2 separate regions of the Homo sapiens genome follow, and region 1 is linked to region 2. A link is a loop called in an ENCODE intact Hi-C map of the cell type or tissue named here. Cell type or tissue: endothelial cell of umbilical vein. All regions are shown on one strand. Links, peaks and the distances in the headings refer to the core of each region. The heading gives the core; the rest is flanking DNA. Region 1 has its middle 25 kb from the start of DNAJA2. Region 2 holds the start of ABCC12 (ATP binding cassette subfamily C member 12).

Region 1 (5,373 bases), core at 134-5,133, 1.2 Mb before region 2:
CTTGGACACAGGAGGATTGCTTGGACACAGGAGGATTGCTTGGACACAGGAGGATTGCTTGGACACAGGAGGATTGCTTGAACCCAGGAGTTTGAGACCATCCTGGGCAACATGGCGAAACCCCATCTCTACAAAAAAAATACAAAAATTAGCCAGTGTGGTGGCCCACACCTGTAATGTCAACTACGTGGGAGGCTGAGGTGGGAGAATCCCTTGAGCCCAGGAGTTTGAGGCTGCAGTGAGCCAAGATTGTGCCACTGTACTGTAGCCTGGGCGACAGGTGAGACCTTGTCTCTAAATAAATAACATACTTCAGGAGAGAGGGATCAGTTTGCAAATAATAATAATAATAATAATAAGTAAAACAAGTGTGGCAAAATAAAAAATAATTAATGAATCAGTTGGGGCAATGGCCATATAGAGGTTCATTATATTATTCTCTCTACTTTTGTGTATAATTTTTTTTTTTATGTTTGAGACTGAGTCTCACTCTGTAACCTGAGCTGGAGTACAGTGGCATGATCTCAGCTCACTGCAACCTCCACCTCCCGGTTCAAGCGATTCTCCTGCCTCAGCCTCTCGAGTAGCTGGGACCACAGGCACACTCCACCACACCCAGTTAATTTTTCTATTTTTAGTAGAGACAGGGTTTCACCATGTTGGCCAGGCTGGTCTCAAACTCCTGACTTCAAGTGATCTACCTGCCTTGGCCTCCCAGGATGCTGGGATTGCAGGCGTGAGCCACCGTGCCCAGGCTGTGTATAATTTTATAATAAATTTTTATAATAAAAATGTTTTTAAACACCCATAATCCTCAAACCCAGAGAAAATCATTACTTTCGACTTTGTGCGTATTCCATCAGAACAGTTGTGAACGCATTTTTTTTTTTTTTGAGACGGCGTCTCGCTCTGTCGCCCAGGCTGGAGTGCAGTGGTGCGATCTCTGCTCACTGCAAGCTCCGCCTCCTGGGTTCACGCCATTCTCCTGCCTCAGCCTCCAGAGTATCCGGGACTACAGGTGTGCACCACAACACCCAGCTAAGATTTTTTATTTTTTATAGAGACAGGATCTTGCCATGTTGCCCAGGCTGGTCTCAAACTCCTGGCCTCAAGTGATCCTCCTGCCTCAGCCTCACAAAGTGCTGGGATTACAGTCATGAGCCACCATTCTAGGCCACTGGTCTTTTCTTTCCACTAGAAAAGTTTGAATTAATAGGCTGGATGTGATGGCTCATGCCTGTAATTCCGGCACTTTAGGAGGCCAAGGCAGATGGATTATGAGGTCAGAAGTTCGAGACTAGCCTGGCCAACATGGCAAAACCCCATCTCTACTAAAAATACAAAAAGTACCTGGGCGTGGTGGCAGGCGCCTGTAATCCCAGCTACTCGGGAGTCTGAGGCAGGAGAATCACTTGAACCTGGGAGGTGGATGTTGCAGTGAGCCGAGATCGTGCCATTGCTCTCCAGCTTGGACGACAAGAGCAAGACTCTGTCTCAAAAAAAAAAAAAAGAAAAGTTTGAATTTTGAATTATTTTCTTTTAGCTGTCTTCAAATATATCTCCCGGGTTCAAGTGATTCTCCTGCCTCAGCCTCCTGAGTAGCTGGGATTACAGGCATGTGCCACCATGCCTGGCTAAATTTTTGTATCTTTAGTAGAGACAGGGTTTCACCGTGTTGGCCAGGCTGGTCTTGAACTCTTGACCTCAAGTGATCCCCCTGCCTCGGCCTCCCAAAGTGCTGGGATTACAGGCGTGAGCCACCGCGCCCGGCCCTCCTTGTGGTTTTGATTTGCATTTCCTTGATGACTAGTAATTAGCATTTTTTCATACACCTGTAGGCCATTTGTAGGTTTCTTTTGAGAAATGTCTATTCAGATCTTCCCCCTTCTTAAATAATTTTTTTTTTTTGCAGTTGAGTTATTTGTGTTCCTTATACACTCTGGTTATTAATTCTTTGTCAGATGGACAGTCTGCAATATTTTCTTCCATTCTGAGTTGTCTGTTCACTTACATCTTTATCCATTCAGGCACTCTATGCCTTTTTGTGTTTTTTTTTCACACAGGGTCTCAACCTTGCTTTTTAATAACTACACATTATGCATTGAATGGACATAACAAAATTTAACGGGAGATGTTCAGGTTATTTCCAACTTCTCACCATTATTGACAATGTTTCAATAACCATTCTTGTGTTCAATCTTGTTGCACAGCCATACTTCCCCATGATAAAAGTCTAAAAAGGAAACTTCTGGATGAAAAACTGTTTAAGCACCAGGGGGAGCTGGTCACCTATGTGATCCCCATCTGCAGTGCTGTGGGGTTTAAAAAAAATTTTTTTTGAGACAGGGTTCTCACTCTGCCCAGGCTGGAGTGCACTGGCATGATCTCTGCTCACTGCAACCTCTGCCTCCTGGGTTCAAGCGAACCTCCCGCCTCAGCCTCTCAAGTAGCTGAAACTATAGGTGTGTGCCACCACATCTGGCTAATATTTGTGTTTTTAATAGAGACAGAGTTTCACCATGTTGGCCAGGCTGATCTGGAACTCCTGGCCTCAAGTGATCTGCCTGCCTCGGCCTCCCAAAATGCTGAGATTATAGGCATGAGCCACTGCGCCCAGCTTGTTTTGTTTTTAAGCAAACCCTAGTCCTCCACCTTAGCAGTTTCCGCTTCCTAAGATGAAAGTGCAAAATGTCTGGGGCACACAGCTCGTAAACAGTACCTGGCATCTAGGAATGCTCAACAGAGGCTTTCGTCTTTGAAACCCTACCCCTCCTTGCTGTATTCTTTAATGTGGACAATAGATGTTTCTCCAATGCATAAATTGCTGTGTCCTTCAAGTCCCAAGCCCCTTTTACATGGAAAGGCTGGCACTGCCACTGTCAGATCATTTAGAAGAGAATAGGCCCACCTCAGCCTCATGGTTGGGCATGTGACCCAGGCCCTGCTGTTCAATGCACGATGTGCACCTTAACCACAGTGATTGGTGCAAGGATGGCACAAAACCCACACCAGACCAATAAGACCCTACCCAGGACCTTTGCTGAAGTGTAGAGAAAAGAGTTGCTACTTCTTCAGGGTTTGTTGACTTGGTTGTAAAGCATCGTGTTGAAGCACATGAGCTTTGGAGTTTGGACTTGAATTGGAATCCCCTCTTGATCACTTCCTGGCCATGTGACCTTTCTGAAATTCCTCAATATCTCAGATATTTGGTGTTTGTTTGTTTTGAGACAGAGTCTCACTCTGTCTTGCCCAGGCTGGAGTACAGTGGCACGATCTCAATGCAGCCTCTGCCTCCCTGGCTCAGCCTCCCAAGTAGCTGGGACTACAGACAGGCATGTGCCACCACACCCGGCTAATTTTCTATTTTTAGTAGAGATGGGGTTTCACCATGTTGGCCAGGCTGGTCTCAAACTCCTGACCTCAAGTGATCCACCCACCTCAGCCTCCCAAAGTGCTGGGATTACAGGCGTGAGCCACCGCCCGGCCAATATATCAGATATTTGGCTTCCTCATCTGTAAACTGGGGCAGTAATAATTTCTACCTTACAGAGTGGTCGTGGGTTTTGTGTGACATAACACGTGTAAAACACTAAGTGCTGAGCCTGCTACAGACAAATTATTCCATGATGCTGGTTGGCTGTTGCGACACAGTCCACACCCCGAGATGTGGAGGCAGCCAGTATCCATCTCTTGCTCTACCTGTTAGTCAATAGTGCTACTGCTCCCTCACCAGACACACACACTTGTCATTTTCCGCTGTCAGTACATAAATGAGGCACCACCGGATGGTGACCATAACCTGGCATTTTCTGGGAAACTCCCTATTTCAAATATTTGATTGCATTAGCAGAAAACAAGTTGCAGCTTCTGGGGAAAGGAACATAATTCCTGCCTATCTATGATGCCATTTCTCTGGGCGGGTGTTTTTTTAAGCCAGGCCAGTAGAAAGAGTGATTTCTGCTCAGCCAACCTTGTATCAGGTAGGACTCAACTGGTTGCCAAGTGACAGAAAACCCTACTCAAACAGAAGAGGAAATTTATTAGTGGATAAATTACAGGTTAGTTCTGATTCACAAGGATTGAGAGTCAGTAAGGTTGTGGTCCCTGAGAGCAGAAGTGTTACACCTTTCCTTATAAAGAGCCAGGTAGTAAATATTTTAGGCTTTGCAGAATATATGGTCTTTGTTGCAGCCGCTTGACCCTGCCATCGTAGTATGCAAGCATCATAGTAAATATGTAAAAGAATAAGCATGGCTGTATTCCAATACAATTTATTTACAGAAGCAGGGGGTAGGCTGCATTTGGCCCCTGGACTGTGGTTTGCTGACCCCTGACTTTAGAGGAAAATCAGAATGCAATTACCCAAAGAAAGGGAATTGAATACAGCTGGCAAAAATACAAAAATAACGCCCATGTTAAGCTCCAAATTCTCCTGGCATAGTCTTTTCTGTCCTCTTAAAGCAAACAAAGGGAAATGAGGTGACCAGCCTGGTCTGGGGATCCAGTTTATTTGGGTGGAACAAAGTTCTTTCTCTCTGTGGATCTATTTAGTATATCAGGGGTTTAAGCCCAGGACCTTAAAGATAAGTATGGTACATACTGGGGAGCTCATGTGCTGAGGTTTTACTTCTTCTGTGCCTACTCTAATTTCTTAGGCCAACCTCTGGATTTTTTTTTTTTTTTTTTTTTTGAGATGGAATCTCGCTCTTATCACCCAGGCTGGAGTATGATGGTTTGATCTCGGCTCACTGCAACCTCTGCCTCCCGAGTTCAAGTGATTTTCTTGCCTCAGCCTCCTGTGTTGGGCAAATGTAGTCAGTGGTCCTCTGTGAGTCAATATAAGGAAGATAAGGAAACTCTGTGGACAAAGTCTTTGAGATCTAAGCCACCCTAAAGGTGAGGAGTCAGAGGGTTTCATTTTATCCGGAGGCTGCAGTGAGCCCAGGAGGTCGAGCCTCTGCACTTGGCCTGGGCAACAGAGCAAGAGTGGTAGTTCAAGCCTGTAATCCCAACATTTTGGGAGGCCAAGGCGGGCAGATCCCCTGAGGTCAAGAGTTTGAGACCAGCCTGGCAACATGGTGAAACCTCGTCTCTACTAAAAATACAAAAATTAGCTGGGCATGGTGGCGGGTGCCTGTAATCCCAGCTACTTGGGAGGCTGAGGCTGGAGAATCACTTGAACACAGGAGGCAGAGGTTGCAGTGACCGGAGATCGCGCCATTGCACTCCAGCTTGGGTTACAAGAGCAGAACTCCATCTCAATCAATCAATCAATCATTAATAAAAATTTTTTAAAATGTTGAATCTCCTTTCTTTGATAGCCAGTAATGAAGCATTCAAAGCCTAAACTTCTGTAGTGAAGCCATTGTCATG
Region 2 (5,373 bases), core at 158-5,157:
TTAAGGGCTCCTGAGTCCCAGATGCCAAACACTGGAGGCCAGGCCTCCCTGGCCAGGTTTGAGTAATCAGCGCGCATAGGAAATTGGTGCTAGAAGGTAATTTCCTTGAGTGCTCCCCAGGGCATGTGAAGTTTTGATGATCTGAGGCGGCTTGGAAGCATTGCAGCTGGAATGGCACTTTGCTAAATTTGGCAGCCCTGGGGGGAAAAATGAGACTTTTTTTAAAATCAGGAAGCCTGCTTTGGCTAACGTCTCTATCCCCGTCTGTCACGCCATCCTCTGCCAGGAGTGAGGAGCTGCCTGGGGTGAGAAATCTGTTTGCTGGCAATCACAGGATGGGGTCTGAGGGGTACACAGCTGATGAGAGCTGGGAGGAGGCAGTGCCAACCGGGCCAGGGTCCCTGCAGCCATCATGGCTCTGTTCTTGGCATTGTGTTTTCCATGCAGAGCATCTGAGGGTTGGCAGGAGATGCCAAAAAGTCACTGGTGCACCCCTCTGCTAGCAGGCAGGGGGTTCCTAACCTAACCTCAACAGACTGGACAGGCAGAAGCAGGAAGGCCTCTGTTTAGAGCACAGGACACAAAGACCATGTACAACTTGCAGTTCCATTTTATATGGCCTGCATAGTTTAAACATTTTTTTCCAATTTGTGGAAAACATTTAAAAATGAGGAGATACCACATTAAAAAAAAAATAAGACTGGCTTCTGGCTTTCGTCAAATATCAAGAGCTCTGTATGTTCATGTGGTGACAATCCACTTACGTTGAGCACGGCAGCCCCTCCTGGGCAGGGTATACATGCTTTAGTTTGCCACAATCCCCACCACTCCTTACTGTCTCTGTGACTCTGAGATTTGGGGTCATGTAACATTTATTATTGCATTGGCACTGCTGTCTTCCTTATAGTGTTTCCTGAGGCCTTTTTCTCTATCCTTGTCTCTGCCCCAAGAGAGAACAAAAGATGTCTAGAAGTCATCTCAAGAAGAACCATTTTCCACACCTGCCCACTTTGCTCTGTTATATTTCATTTCTGCCCCTGTCTAGCCCAGAAAATTAACAACTTTATGTTTGAGAACTGGACTCTGGGTCTTCCTTGGTGCTCATGATGGGAGTTCCTCCATCAACCAAAAGCAGGCACACCTTTAGTCATAAAATTTTTCCCAGGTATGAGACTACAGCCCTACTTCTTTCTTAATAAATCCATTGTTAATTTAAAGCCACCAAAGTTATCAATATCTGATGGTCTCCCCCAACTCCCACAGCCCCTTCCTCCAGGGCCTGACTGGCCTCCAGCACAGAGGAGACACTGGGGAGCTCTCCCAGGCCCTGCCTGCACCGCACCTCTCCTGTCTGTCCCCAGGTCCCAGGCACCTGTGGCAGCCAGATCAGAAAGCCCTGTGAGTGATGAGGGACTGGGGTTGGGAGGCAGGGAGAGGCAGAGAGGTGGCAGAGGGAAGTGCATGCAGGGGACAGCACCAAGCTGGGGGTGTGGGAAGGGAAGTGGGGGTGCTTTTGCTCAAGTACCCTCATCTCCCAGAAGGCCTAAAACAGTGGCCAGTGATGGCATCTCCAAAAGAGGTCATCCATCCAGTTACAGACACATTCCGACACGATCAAAGAAGGATGCAGAGCCTGGATTCAGAGCAATTCAAATCTACCCTCCCAGGAAAATAATATATTTAAAAGTTAAAAAAAAAAAAAAAAGAAAGAAAGATGAAAACCTCATATGAGAACTGCAGTAAAGCTTTCCAGGTCTTTTTTTTTGGGGGGGAGGTATAAATCCCATAATTAAATTGTGAACACTACCCTGTATATGTGTTTGTGTTTGTGCATGTGTGGGAAAAGACTTAAAATATTCAATGTAGGCTTTTGTATTTCAGAGATTTTGAAATCGCGTCTTGGCATTTCTGCCTTTTCTTTTATGATAGCGGGGGCTCCAAAAGTGGAAGAGGGGCTGCCTTTCTTCTGGGAGCCTCGTCCCTGCTGCCTCCCACTTGGGCAGCCCCATTCAGTGGTGTCACCTCCCCCAAACCCCCCACCACACACACACACAGCCTGTCCTGAGGATGAGAAACAAAGGCCCTTGGGACTAAATGGTGGCCACTAATTGTTACAGGGAGAAGCTTTACCTGGGCTGGAAATGAAGCTTTACCTGGGCTGAGGATGAGAGGGAGGGGAGGAGGGTCAGCAGTCATGGGGCTCAGAGCCTGGCATCTGCTGCCCAGGACTCCAGGGCCTGCTTCTCCCCAAGGACCTCAGATTCAGTTTCTCTTGTCCCACCCGCCTGAAGTCCTCCTCTCCAACTGCCCCATTCAACTGCCACTCCCACCACACCTGAGAGGGAACTCTGGCGGGCCAACATTCCCTCTGCCCACATTAAAGGGCTCTCCCCTCTTCCAGGATGGCCTGTGGCCGGGTCTGGCTCTTTGGTGACAGTCAGAGCCCATGCATGAAAGCACTGTGCATGGCCAGCCCTTCCCTGGCTGTCACAGCACATCCTTGTAGAAGAGAAGGAGAAAAATCCTCTCTCCAACCGTCATTCTACAGACGAGAAGCCCAAGGAACAGAAGCCTGTCCACGACTGGCGTGGGGCTGAGACCAGCACCCAGGTCCCCTGAGTCCCACTCCAGGCTCCTTCCTGAGAGAATGCATCGAATTTTCTACGCTGTGTTCCTGCAACCGGGAATCAACTTTGGGATCAGGGGAAGGGAAGGGAGGGGAGGGGAGGGCAGGGGTAGGGGAGGGCAGGGGTAGGGGAGGGCAGGGGAGGCGAGGGGAGGGGAGATGAGCCTCATCTTCAAAACAGAAAATCTCATTCATTCATTCCCCATTCATTTAACGAAAAAGAAAAGGGTAATTTGAGCTCAATTTGTCTTGAAATGAACGGAAGGTAAGTCTGAGACCTGCACTAGCAGCTAGCCCTTGCATAGAAAAGTTCCCCTGTGTCACCCTTGGAACCCTGCACATCCCGAGCGCAAGCGTGATTCCCGGGGTCCCTTCTGCGCCTGTCCCAGAACAAGCGCCCGATTTCAGGGGAGCCCAGCCGAAGGGTTCCACAGCGCTCAGCGAGCCGGCTGGGAGGGAGCAAACTCTCTAACTGCAGAAAAAAACAAATCTTGATTCCGCTTTAAGGGTTATTTAAACATCTTAGAGGACCTTCCCAGCCTCACGCACGTGGATTTCATGAGGAACTTGGCCGCTACCTTCTCCTGTCCTGCGCAATGCCGCCCCCTGCTGGCTGCCTTCCGGCCCCGCCGCTTCCTGGAGATGCGAATTCACCGCCTTTGCCCAACCTGAGTTCCCTTCCTACCTAGAGGGAGGTGGAAATGGAGAGGGGCTGTGGGCAGCTGTGTAGGAAAATGGGTCCTCCCAGGAAGGCTCCCCGGCCTGGGGAGTGAGCTAGACCGACAGCAGTTTCCTTACACGTGTCCAAAGTGTTCCATTTAATTTCCGTCCATTCTTCCCTTCATGAATGCAAATCACTGCTAATAATATCACTCGACATTTCTGGAGCCCTTTGTGTATCGCAAAATTCTTCATCCTCTTTATCACTTGATCTTCGCAACAACCCCGGGGGTCTCATAAACACAGCAAAGACTCGCTTCCACAATCTTCCAAACGGAGTCAAGTGCTGTCAAGTTTATGGAGGAAGAATGCCGATCAGTTTTCCTCTATCTCCATGAAAGGCTGGGCGGAGATGGATTTCCACCCAGACAAACAGTATTGGGCGCTACGCAAGAAGATTGGTGGGCCTAGCCGGAAACAGAGTGGAGAATGATGGAGAGGGACTGTCCGGTCTGTATCCAAGGAAGTCCTTAGGAAAAGACCAGCCAAGCTCCTGTTCCAGGCAGAGCGTGGACTCACCCATAGTCAGGGAACTGAGGCCCATCCTGGGTGTACACACAGCTCGCGGGGGGGCGAGATAATCCACTGGAATACAAAAAGAAAAAAAATAGAAATCCTTTTCATATTTCTCCTCTTCCTTTAAAAATTCTATTTTGGCTGTGTGCAGAGGCTCAGGCCTATAATCCCAGTACTGGGGGGCCAAGGCAGGTGGATCACTTGAGCCCAGGCATTCAAGACAAGCCTAGGCAACATGGTGAAACCCCATCTCTACTGAAAATACAAAAATTAGCTGGGCGTGGTGGCATGTGTCTGTAGTCCTAGCTACTTGCGAGGCTGAGGTGGGAGTATGAATTGAGCCAGGGAAGTCAGGACTGCAGTGAGCTGTGATCGTGCCACTGCATTCAGGCCTGGATGATGAGAGTGACTCTGTCTCAAAAAAAAAAATTGTGTACAGTGATATACATGTGTAGGGGAGAAAAAGTGTGATACTTTTCCTCACCAGTCATGTGGGTCATGGCTGACACTCTTGTAACAAAAGGCAGACTAACAAAAGGAAAGCATAACAATTTTATTTCATCAAAGTTTAATGTGACATGTGAGTCTTCAGAAATGAATACCGAAAGGCTCAGGAAGAACTGTCCATTTTTATGCTTAGACTCAATGAGGAATGGACAGTGGTATAGAAATGCGATTGGACAGAAAGTTCTGATTAACTGTAATGGACCGAGGTGATGGGATGGGGACCCAGCAGGGCCTGTCTGTTCAGATTCTTCTTGGCCTCTCTGCACAGCATTTCTTCTTTCTAGGTATGGGGCACGACCCCTCTGGAATGAGGGTCTTAGGACCTACTCTCAGACAAAGTTGGTCAGAGAATTTCTTTACGGCCAGCTCCTGTGCAGAAGGGTGGAGGAAAGTTTGAGTCATAGTTTTAGGTTCTATCGGTGGCTTTGGGGGAAGAATTTCTATGACTCACCTTGGGGAAGGGGAACTCTGGTTTCTATGACTCACCTCATGGGAGAAGAGGTGCACAAGGGGTGCAGGAGGGCAGGAGAAGGTCAGAGAGAACTTGCTTCTGAGGCTGCTTCTGAGGTCATCCAAACTCCATCAGTTCAAAGTACTCAGCCTGCCAAAGTGCCATACTTTGGGGTATTGTTGTCCGAGCCTCAACACATGTCCACCCTGCACATCCTTGTAAATAACTATACATGCATAAATTAGGGGTCTGTGTGCGCACATACCAGCAGTGGTGCTCCATGGCAAGGGAAAATTGGTGCTTGATGGGAAGGAAATTTTCCCAGCTCTGAGGTTCTGTGGGGTCTCTATTCCAAAGTGAGGTTCTCGCCGGGCATGGTGCTTCACACCTGTAATCCCTGAACTTTGGGAGGCTTGGGCAGGCAGATCACCTGAAGCTAGGAGTTCAAGACCAGCCTGGCCAACATGGTTGAAACTCCATCTCTACTAAAAATACAAAAATTAGCCGGGCATGCTGATGCACACCTGTAGTCCCAGCTACTCGGGAGGCTGAG

The links. A loop is a pair of places that touch in the nucleus more often than their neighbours do. Peaks named below come from ENCODE experiments on the same cell type or tissue, not always from the same donor. Only the 100,000 strongest peaks of a DNase experiment are listed, where the experiment ranks them.
Region 1: it touches region 2 in a loop (10-fold over the local background); 60 of 110 quality-filtered maps call a loop at or near these places.

Annotation. Positions count from the first base shown.
Region 1 is chr16:46,945,731-46,951,103 of GRCh38, forward strand. No RefSeq gene overlaps it. Among named protein-coding and RNA genes, the nearest start is that of DNAJA2, 25 kb to the right of the region's middle. In endothelial cell of umbilical vein, for the core only: CTCF peaks have their summits at 2,277 (motif pointing right) and 2,481; a DNase peak (open chromatin) is centred at 2,281.
Region 2 is chr16:48,153,688-48,159,060 of GRCh38, forward strand. It overlaps ABCC12 (ATP binding cassette subfamily C member 12), which reads right to left and starts at 2,306. Exons shown (of 31, transcript NM_001393797.1): 1 at 2,154-2,306; 2 at 1-197. RefSeq lists an enhancer at 4,290-5,373. In endothelial cell of umbilical vein, for the core only: a CTCF peak has its summit at 3,231 (motif pointing left); a DNase peak (open chromatin) is centred at 3,214.